2 separate regions of the Homo sapiens genome follow, and region 1 is linked to region 2. Evidence: read pairs that join two places in POLR2A ChIA-PET (ENCODE). Cell type or tissue: MCF 10A. All regions are shown on one strand.

Region 1 (5,000 bases), 75 kb after region 2:
AATAATAAAAATAGTAAAATGTATAGTTACTTCCACGGGGTAGAAAATGTGGTATATATTCATGGTATACTACACAGCCTTAAAAAAAGAAAATCCTGTCATTTATGACAGGAAAAAAAAATAAGATAATCCAATGTACCATTTGTTGAAAATACTTTTTCTTTTTATTGCATTATCTTGACATCTTTGTAAAAAGTCGGTTGACCATAAATGTGTGGGCTTAATTCTGGACTCTATTTCACTCCTTTGATCTATATGTTTATCCTTTCACTAAAAGTAGACTGTCTTGATATTGTAGCTTTATAAATTTGAAAATCAGCTGTGAAATCCTCCAACCTTGTTCTACTTGTAAACATTGTTTTGGCTATTATAGGTCATTTAAATTTTCATATAAATTTTAGAATCAACTTTTCAATTTCTACAAAGAATTCCGCTGGGATTTATATTGGGAATGTTTTTAACATTTAGATCAATTTAGGGAAGATTTGGTATCTTAACAATATTGAGTCATCAGATCGTATGAACATATATACCTCCATTTACTTGGGTCTTTAAAAAATTGTCTCAGCATGTTCTGTAGTTTTAAGTATTGAGGTTTCAAAAGTTTTTTGTAATACCTATTCTTATGTATTTTATGGTTTAAAAAATTCTATTGTAAATGGATTTTAAACAGACTTTTAATTTGCAGAGACTATTTCTTCCTTTCCAATATTAATATTTGTTTATTTATTTTGTCATTATAATGGCTAGGACTTCCAGGACAATATAAACAGAAGTGGTGAGAGCAGACATTCTTGCCTTAACCCTGATCTTATGAGAAAAGTGTTCCATATTTTACAATTAAGTATGTGCTACTCATAGGTTTTTCCCAAATACTTTATTAAATTTAGGAAGTACCCTTTCTGGTTTGCTCAGAGTTTTATCATGATTCATTGTTGAATTTCATCAATTTTCTTTTAATCTATTGATATGAGCATATGATTTTTCTTCGTTTTACTAATATGTTGGATTACACTAATTGATTTTTGAATGTTGGAAAAAACCTTCCATTCCTAGGGTAAATCCCACTTAGTCATGATATATTATCTTTTCAAACATTGTTAGATTTAACTTGTATTTTAGTAAATATTTTTACATCTGTGTTCATGTAGAATATCTGTAAATAATTTTGTAAAGAATATCTTTTCTTCTTGAGGGGTAATGTTTTCATTAGGTTTTAGTATTTCTAACCTAATAAAATGACTTAGGAGGTGTTCCTTCCTCTATTTTCTGAAAGGTTGTGTAATATTGGTGTTATTTCTTCCTTCAGTGAAACATTCTGTGCCAGGGATTTTCTTTTAGGGAAAGTTTCTGATAATAAATTCAATTTCTTTCATAGACTTTCTATTAAAAATGTTAACACTATTTATATTTTATTTCATGCTCTGTCAATTTTGTTAAGTTGTATTTTTTAAAGGATTTGTCAGTTTCATTCAATTTATCATATTTTTGGCACAAAGTTGTTAATAATATTCTCTCATCTTTTAACGTCTGTATAATCTGTAGTGATAACATCTTTTTCATTTTTGATATTGGTGATTTGTGTTCTATCCTCTTTTTTATCAATAAGTCTAGCTGAGAATTTATCAATTTTGCTGATTTTTTTCGAATAGCCAGCTTTTGGCTTTGTTGATATATTTTCTATTGTTTGGTTTCTATTTCATTAATTTCTGCTTTTGTCTGTATTATTTGCCTTCTTATATTACTTCGGGTTTACTTTGCTCTCTTTTAGATTTTAAGTGGATTCTTAGGTAACTGATTAGGTAACTGACATTTCTTCTAATATAAAAAAATTAAAGCCACGAATTTATTAGTATGAACTGCTTTATTTGCATTTTACTAATTTTTATATGTGATGTTTTTATTTTTATTCATTTAAAAGTATGTTCTAATTTCCATTATGATTTAACTCTTTCACCCATTTATTACTTAGGAGTGTGATCAAGTTTACAAATATTTTTGGTTTTCCTAGCTATCTTGTTGCTTTTGATTTCTAATCTAATTCTCTTTTGGTCAGAGAACATACTCTGCATGATTTCAGTCTTTTAAAAATCTGTTTAGACTTGTTCTGTGGCCCAGCAACAGTCTATCTTGATGAACATATCACGTGCACTTGAAAAGAATGTATATTCTGTAATTGTTGGGTGTAATGATTTATAAATATAAATTATTGTTATCCAGATTTTCTGTGTCTTTATTTTTTTGTCTAGTTGTCCTATCAATTGCTCAGAGAGCAGTGTTAAAAATCACCTATCATCATTGTGTTTATCTCTTTGTGCCCATTTTTGCTTCATGTAATTTGAAGCCCTGTTATTAGGCACACACATTGATGATTATTATAATTTCCTGATTTATTGATCCTTTTATCTTCATAAAATATCGATTTGTTGCTGGTCATACTTTTTTTCTTGTAGTAGCTTTTGTGTGATATTAATGTGGCCATTCTAGTCTCATGTTTTCTGTTTTCATGGCATATTGCTTTTTGTTCATTTTACTTTTGTTTCTTTAAAGTATGCCCTTGTTGAAGCGTATTGTTGGATCTTGCTGTTTTACCCATTTTGATAATATCTGCTTTTTAACTGAAGTGCTTAGCCCATTCACATTAGTGTAATATTTGATATGTTTAGATTTGTGTCCTTCAATACATTATTTGCTTTCTATTTGTCCCCTCTGATTTTGTTCTTCTGTTTCCGCTTATCTGTTGTCTTTTGAATTATTTGGGTATTCCTCAGAATCTCTTTTAATTTTTAGATATAACTATTTTTAGATTTTTTTTAATTTGCATTTTTTAGTGGTTGCTGTAAGGATTACAGCATACATACTTAACTTTTCTCAGTCCACTTAATAGTGTACAACCTTCATAAAATATAGAAAAGTTACAACCATATAAGACTATTTAGCTCTTCCTGTGCCATTGCTTATGCTATAGTTTTCATTTGTATTAAATCTCATACAATACAAAACCCACAAGACACAGTTATAATTTTTGTTTAAGCAGTTATTATGTACTTTAGAGAATTAAGAAGGAAAAAAATAGTCATTTCTGTTTACCTAGTCATTTACCATTTCTAGTGCCATTAATTTGTTCCTAAAGAGCTGAGTTTATCCATAATGTCTTTTTGCTTCAACCTGAAAAACTTTACTTAGCAGTTTTTGTAATGCATATATGCTGCAGTGATTTATCTTAGTTTTCCTTTATCTGAAGATCTATTTATCTTCCATTTGAATGATATAGAATTCTGGGGGATTGACAGATTTTATTTTCTTCCACTTAAAAAAAATGTTATTCTACTGTCTTCTAATGCTCATAGTTTCTGATGAGAAGTGTGTAGTCATTTAAGTCATTATTCCCTGTGTGCGATATGATTGTTTTTGTTGCTCTTGCATGGCTGGGGGGACACTTATTTTAAGGTTTTCTACTTACCTTTGGTTTAGAAGTTTGACTATGATGTGCTTATTTATGCTTTTCTTTATTTTTATCCTGTTTATGGTTGGCTGAGTTTATCAAACATGTACATGTATATTGTTAACCAAATTTGACAAATTTTTGTTCCTTATATCCTTAAATTTTTTAATCCTAATTTCTCTCTATCCTTTCTGGACTCCAATTACATACATATGGTACTTTTTAAATATTGTCTGGTTTTACCATAGTAGGGTTAAAGTTTGGTCCTTTAAGACTATACATTTCTTTCATATTCTTGTATATTCTATATTGTTCAATAGGTCTCTGAGATTTATTTTATTTTTATTTTATTTCAGTTCTTTTTCTTTTCTTCAGATTGGATCATTTCTATTGATCTATTTTCAGATTCATTGACTTTTGCCTCTTTTAGCTCCATTTTTCCCAAGATCAGGCAGTGAGTTTTAATTTCAAATATTATATTTTTATTGCTAAAATTTCCATTGGCTTTCTTATATTTTCCTTTTTTTCTGATAAGATTTCCTTTATTTTCATTCCTTACCAATAAGTTTTCCTTTATCTTATTGAATATAGTTATAGTAGCTACTTTAAAGTCATTGTCCGCTAATTCCCACATCTGTGTCATCTCAGGTTTGGATTCTTGATGGTCTTTACCTTTAGGAATGCATCACATTTTTCTGGTATTCTATGTTAGGTAATTTTGGATTATATCTTGATATTATTAATGTGTTATTCTTGAGATTCATCATTCTGTTTGTGTTAGTCCATTATTGCACTGTTATAAAGAAACACCCAAGACTCGGTAATTTATAAAGAAAAGAGGTTTAATTGGCTCACAGTTCCACAGGCTGTAGGAAGCATGATGCCGGCCATCTGCTTGGCTTCTGGGGAGCCTTCAAGAATCATGGTGGAAGGCAAAAGGAAAGCGGCTCATCTTACATGGCCGGTGCAGGAGCAAGGGACGGGGGGAAGTGCTACGCACTTTTAAACAACCAGATTTCACGAGATCTCTCTCACTGTTATGAGAATAGCACCAAGGGGGAAACCTGCCCCATGATCTAATCACCTCCCACCAGGGCCTGCCTACAAAATTGGGGATTACAATGTGACATGAGCTTTGGGCGGGGACACAGATCCAAACCATGTCATTCTGCCACTGCCCTCACCCTCCGCGAAATCTCATGACGTTCTTACATTGCAAAATACAATTATCCCTTCCCAATGGTCCCTCAAAGTCTGAACTCATTCCAGCATTAAGCCAAAAGTCCAAAGTCCAAAGTCTCATCTGAGACAAGGCAACTCTCTTCTGCCTATGAGCCTGTAAAATAAAAAACAAGTTAGTTACTCCCAAGATACAGTGCGGGTACAGGCATTGGGTAAATACTCCTGTTCCAAAAGGGAAAAACCAGCCAAAAGAAAGAATTATAGGCCCCATGCAAGTCCGAAATCCAGTAGGGCAGTTATTAAATCTTAAAGCTCCAAATAATCTTCATTGACTCCATGTCTCACATCCAGGGCACACTCGTGTGAGGGATGG
Region 2 (5,000 bases):
TGCATGCCTGTAGTCCCAGTTTCTTGGGAGGCTGACATGAGAGGATCCCCTGAACCCAGGGGTTCAGGGCTGCAGTGACCTATCATCGTGAGACCCCCATCTGAAAAAATAATTTTTTTTGCCTGTTCTTGATTTTGTTCCATGAAAAGGCAAGAGATTTGTCAACTATTGGATACTCAAACAAAATGGCATGATTTATGATTCCAAAGGAAACTAGGTAAATAAAATTATTCAAATTATCTAAACTTGCTAAAGACATGCATATAGGGCTATATTATCTATAATATATGCTAGTTGGCATTCTTCCATAAGTTTTTCAGATTCATCTAGCAGAGAAAAAATTAAATATATTAATGTGAGTACCTACTGACAATTATCAGTTTCATTCATCTCACTTTGTAACTGCTCTATCTTGTAATGCCTTATCTCTAATGTTTTTGAAATTTTCTTTCCACGTAGTATCATCCCATCTGAAGATTTGAGCAAAGATCATTTACTTCTGAGTCATTCTTCATATTTAGTTATTCTTACTACACGTAGAGTGGTGGTATTACAGACTTTCTTGAGAATCATATCTAGCTATTTCCCCCCCGTATAGAGGCATAACATACCATTTGGCACAATATTCAAAGAGTCTATGCTGAAGCCTATTCATAGACTTTAGATCGAGAGCTTTTGTATCATAATATTCATTGGCTAAAAACATTCTTTAAGTATTAAAGAGAAGGCAACAATATAAAAATATAAAATATTTCAGACTCAAAAGTGATTAAACCATCATACCACTTATGAAACTTTATAAATATAATAAAGGTGAATATTAGATAGGGCATACATTACTCATCTCCAGATGAAATTTTTGGAATAACTGAAGATCTTTTAAAGACTTGGGAATGTTTTCAGTACAGGTTAAAATTTTGTAAATTATTATTTTATATCACATAAATAACAAATTTGCATTTTAGATAATTCAAATTACTTGGACTGATTTCTGCAAAGTTGTGTCTTTTATACTTAATGCCAAGATTGCATTCTATGGTATAAAATTATAATTTCAATTTATTTTCTAGTTTGGTTGTTTAAGTATTAAGCTAAACTTAGATGTTCCTATTGGCTTAACAATTTGTTTAGGTCAAAGAGTATGTGAGAACTACATAACACACTATTATTATTTGTTTCTTTTTGAGATAGAGTCTTGCTCTATCACCCAGGCTGGTGTGCAGTGGCGCAATCTCAGCTCACTGCAATCTCCACCTCCCATGTTCAAGCAATTCTCCTGCCTCAGCTTTCCGAGAAGCTGGGACTACAGGCATGCACCACCACTCCTGGCTAATTTTTGTATTTTTAGTAGAGATGGGTTTTCACCATGTTGGCCAGGCTGGTCTTGAACTCCTGACCTCAGGTGATCTGCCTGCCTCAGCCTCCCAAAGTGCTGGGATTACAGGTGTAAGTCACTGAGCCCAGCCTATTTTTTAAAATTAAAGTTCCTTAGCATGTATGGTACATTGACCACTTTTGAAAATGAAAAATAGGAAAGAAACTTGGTGATGATATTAGACAATTTAAATAATTAGCCTGATGACATCAAAATTCAAATATGTTTTTAATTACTTAACGTTTTATAGTTTATTTAAGTTATCTTATACTTGTAGAGCCATTCTTGGTTACTCTTTCCTGGTGTTGTAAAGGTGTCATATTTCAGTTGCCTTTATTATTATATGCAGTAGGAATGAATGGCAACAAATTATTGGTTTAAAGATTTTGACTTGAGTATTAATAGACTTACAAAATCTATGTGTACTTGTTCACAATGAGTTGTAGGATCTTATCTGTTTTTTTCTCTTAAAGCTGATCTTGAATTAATGAATAAACTCATGAAAGGTCTTTTGATGCCCCCTTGCATAACAGTCACCATTCTGATTTTCTGAAGAGAAGCATGTCCTAACTACTAAATGACCTGTAGGGGAAGATTTAGAGAAAAAGCAAAAGGTTGATATCAAGTTCACATTCTCTTGACTTTAGTCAATGAGATTAGGCTCCAAAACCCTTTAAGAGATCTTTCGCATTTTAGTGCTCCATTGTTGCTTTGGGATAGTGTGAAATTTGGAGGCTTCAACTAAACATTTTACATTAAAGTGCTTTACTTTTGCTAGAGTAAAACTTTCCAGAATCTATTCCTGAGATTTGTTTTAACATGTTATGGAAATGAGAGCAGTTATGTGAAAAGTTATCACATTCAAGCATCAAGGAACCAAACAATAACGCTCTCCATATTTATGATGAATTCTAACTTTCATCAGATTTATGAATAAGACAATTTATATAAATGAAATATTGTTTGGTATTAGACATATTTTAGTTTCTTATCCTTTGTTAAATACAAATTCCTAACTTTCTCTAAAATCTTACGATGGAGTGCTTGTGAAGGTTAAAAGTTATTGAAACAGCGGAATTGTAAGCTATATAAGGGGAGGGGTGCTGTATATTATTCTGTATATCATTTTCCATGATAAAGTGTAGGTTCTGGCCTACTGTATTTGAAAGATTTCTACTTTGAAGCAGAAAACATTTTTAAGCTACAGCGTAATAAAATTGTTGATGTTTTGTTACTAATATCATGTATATTAACTAAACCCGCATTTATAAATGATCCGTGAAAAATAACCCAAAGTCGAAACATTAGAATTAAGAGTGACCCAGGAAGTGGCTAAACCGAAAAGAACCTCAGGATCTTTCTTGTACTTACATAATCAGTCACATGATGTCGCTCTACACTCAGAAGGTGAAACAGGAAAATTTTTTTCTCCGCACCCACATTCCAATCATTCACGGAATAGGATCGACTCCATAATGACTGTGATGCTGGAAAAAATTTACTAAATATGTACTTACAGAAAAGGGTGACTGCTCATAAAATACCTCAGGCAAGCGATCCCTTAAAACTGATTGTCCCAACTCAGAGGCCCTCATTTTCTGCAATGGTGATTATCGGACCAAGAGGCCCGGGATCCCAGCGTCTGCTGCTCTCGCTTCTGCTCCTTGCAGCCTGGGAGGTGGGGAGCGGCCAGCTCCACTACTCCGTCTACGAGGAGGCCAAACACGGCACCTTCGTGGGCCGCATCGCTCAGGACCTGGGGCTGGAGCTGGCGGAGCTGGTGCCGCGCCTGTTCCGGGTGGCGTCCAAAAGACACGGGGACCTTCTGGAGGTAAATCTGCAGAATGGCATTTTGTTTGTGAATTCTCGGATCGACCGCGAGAAGCTGTGCGGGCGGAGCGCGGAGTGCAGTATCCACCTGGAGGTGATCGTGGACAGGCCGCTGCAGGTTTTCCATGTGGACGTGGAGGTGAAGGACATTAACGACAACCCGCCGGTGTTCAGAGAAAGGGAACAAAAGGTACCTGTTTCTGAATCTGCGCCTCTGGACTCTCATTTTCCTCTAGAGGGCGCTTCTGATGCGGATATCGGCGTAAACTCTCTTTTGACCTATGCGTTAAGTCTAAATGAGAATTTTGAGCTTAAAATAAAAACAAAAAAAGATAAAAGTATATTGCCTGAATTAGTTCTTCGGAAGTTATTGGACAGAGAGCAAACGCCAAAACTCAATTTATTGCTGATGGTAATCGATGGCGGTAAACCAGAACTAACAGGGTCTGTCCAGATTCAAATAACCGTCCTGGATGTGAATGACAATGGTCCGGCGTTTGATAAGCCCAGCTATAAAGTAGTGTTGTCTGAAAATGTCCAAAACGACACAAGAGTGATCCAACTAAATGCTTCCGATCCAGACGAAGGACTTAATGGAGAAATTTCCTATGGGATCAAAATGATTTTGCCAGTGAGTGAGAAATGTATGTTTTCAATAAATCCAGACACAGGTGAAATTAGAATTTATGGTGAACTGGATTTTGAAGAGAATAATGCCTATGAAATTCAGGTTAACGCCATTGATAAAGGGATTCCTTCCATGGCAGGTCACAGCATGGTCCTGGTGGAAGTTCTGGACGTGAATGACAATGTCCCTGAAGTAATGGTTACTTCACTGTCGCTCCCTGTGCAAGAGGATGCTCAGGTGGGTACCGTCATTGCCCTGATTAGCGTGTCGGATCGTGACTCTGGAGCCAATGGACAGGTCATCTGCTCACTGACACCTCATGTTCCCTTCAAGCTGGTGTCCACCTACAAGAATTACTACTCGTTGGTGCTGGACAGCGCCCTGGACCGCGAGAGCGTGTCGGCCTATGAGCTGGTGGTGACTGCGCGGGATGGGGGCTCGCCTTCGCTGTGGGCCACGGCTAGAGTGTCCGTGGAGGTGGCCGACGTGAACGACAATGCGCCTGCGTTCGCGCAGCCCGAGTACACAGTGTTCGTGAAGGAGAACAACCCGCCGGGCTGCCACATCTTCACGGTGTCGGCATGGGACGCGGACGCGCAGAAGAACGCGCTGGTGTCCTACTCGCTGGTGGAGCGGCGGGTGGGCGAGCACGCACTGTCGAGCTACGTGTCGGTGCACGCGGAGAGCGGCAAGGTGTACGCGCTGCAGCCGCTAGACCACGAGGAGCTGGAGCTGCTGCAGTTCCAGGTGAGCGCGCGCGACGCCGGCGTGCCGCCTCTGGGCAGCAACGTGACGCTGCAGGTGTTCGTGCTGGACGAGAACGACAACGCGCCGGCACTGCTGGCGACTCCGGCTGGCAGCGCAGGAGGCGCAGTTAGCGAGTTGGTACCGCGGTCGGTGGGTGCGGGCCACGTGGTGGCGAAAGTGCGCGCGGTGGACGCTGACTCCGGCTATAACGCTTGGCTGTCCTACGAGTTGCAACCGGCGGCGGTCGGCGCGCACATCCCGTTCCACGTGGGGCTGTACACTGGCGAGATCAGCACGACACGCATCCTGGATGAGGCGGACGCTCCGCGCCACCGCCTGCTGGTGCTGGTGAAGGACCACGGTGAGCCCGCGCTGACGTCCACGGCCACGGTGCTGGTGTCGCTGGTGGAGAACGGCCAG

What was found. ChIA-PET counts read pairs that join two places held together with the same protein. Peaks named below come from ENCODE experiments on the same cell type or tissue, not always from the same donor. Only the 100,000 strongest peaks of a DNase experiment are listed, where the experiment ranks them.
Region 1: POLR2A ChIA-PET joins it to region 2 with 13 read pairs; 2 of 35 experiments call an interaction of 5 or more read pairs at or near these places.

The regions. Positions count from the first base shown.
Region 1 is chr5:140,947,118-140,952,117 of GRCh38, forward strand. All of the region lies in intron 1 of PCDHA1 (protocadherin alpha 1), which reads left to right. The region is part of intron 1 of PCDHA2 (protocadherin alpha 2); the gene reads left to right. All of the region lies in intron 1 of PCDHA3 (protocadherin alpha 3), which reads left to right. All of the region lies in intron 1 of PCDHA4 (protocadherin alpha 4), which reads left to right. It also overlaps PCDHA5, PCDHA6, PCDHA7, PCDHA8, PCDHA9 and PCDHA10, and 5 more genes. Among named protein-coding and RNA genes, the nearest start is that of PCDHAC2, 17 kb to the right of the region's middle. In MCF 10A, no CTCF peak of the experiment used is centred here; no DNase peak of the experiment used is centred here.
Region 2 is chr5:140,872,495-140,877,494 of GRCh38, forward strand. All of the region lies in intron 1 of PCDHA1 (protocadherin alpha 1), which reads left to right. All of the region lies in intron 1 of PCDHA2 (protocadherin alpha 2), which reads left to right. All of the region lies in intron 1 of PCDHA3 (protocadherin alpha 3), which reads left to right. The region is part of intron 1 of PCDHA4 (protocadherin alpha 4); the gene reads left to right. It also overlaps PCDHA5, PCDHA6, PCDHA7, PCDHA8, PCDHA9 and PCDHA10, and 4 more genes. In MCF 10A, CTCF peaks have their summits at 2,765 and 3,440 (motif pointing right); DNase peaks (open chromatin) are centred at 2,797 and 3,427.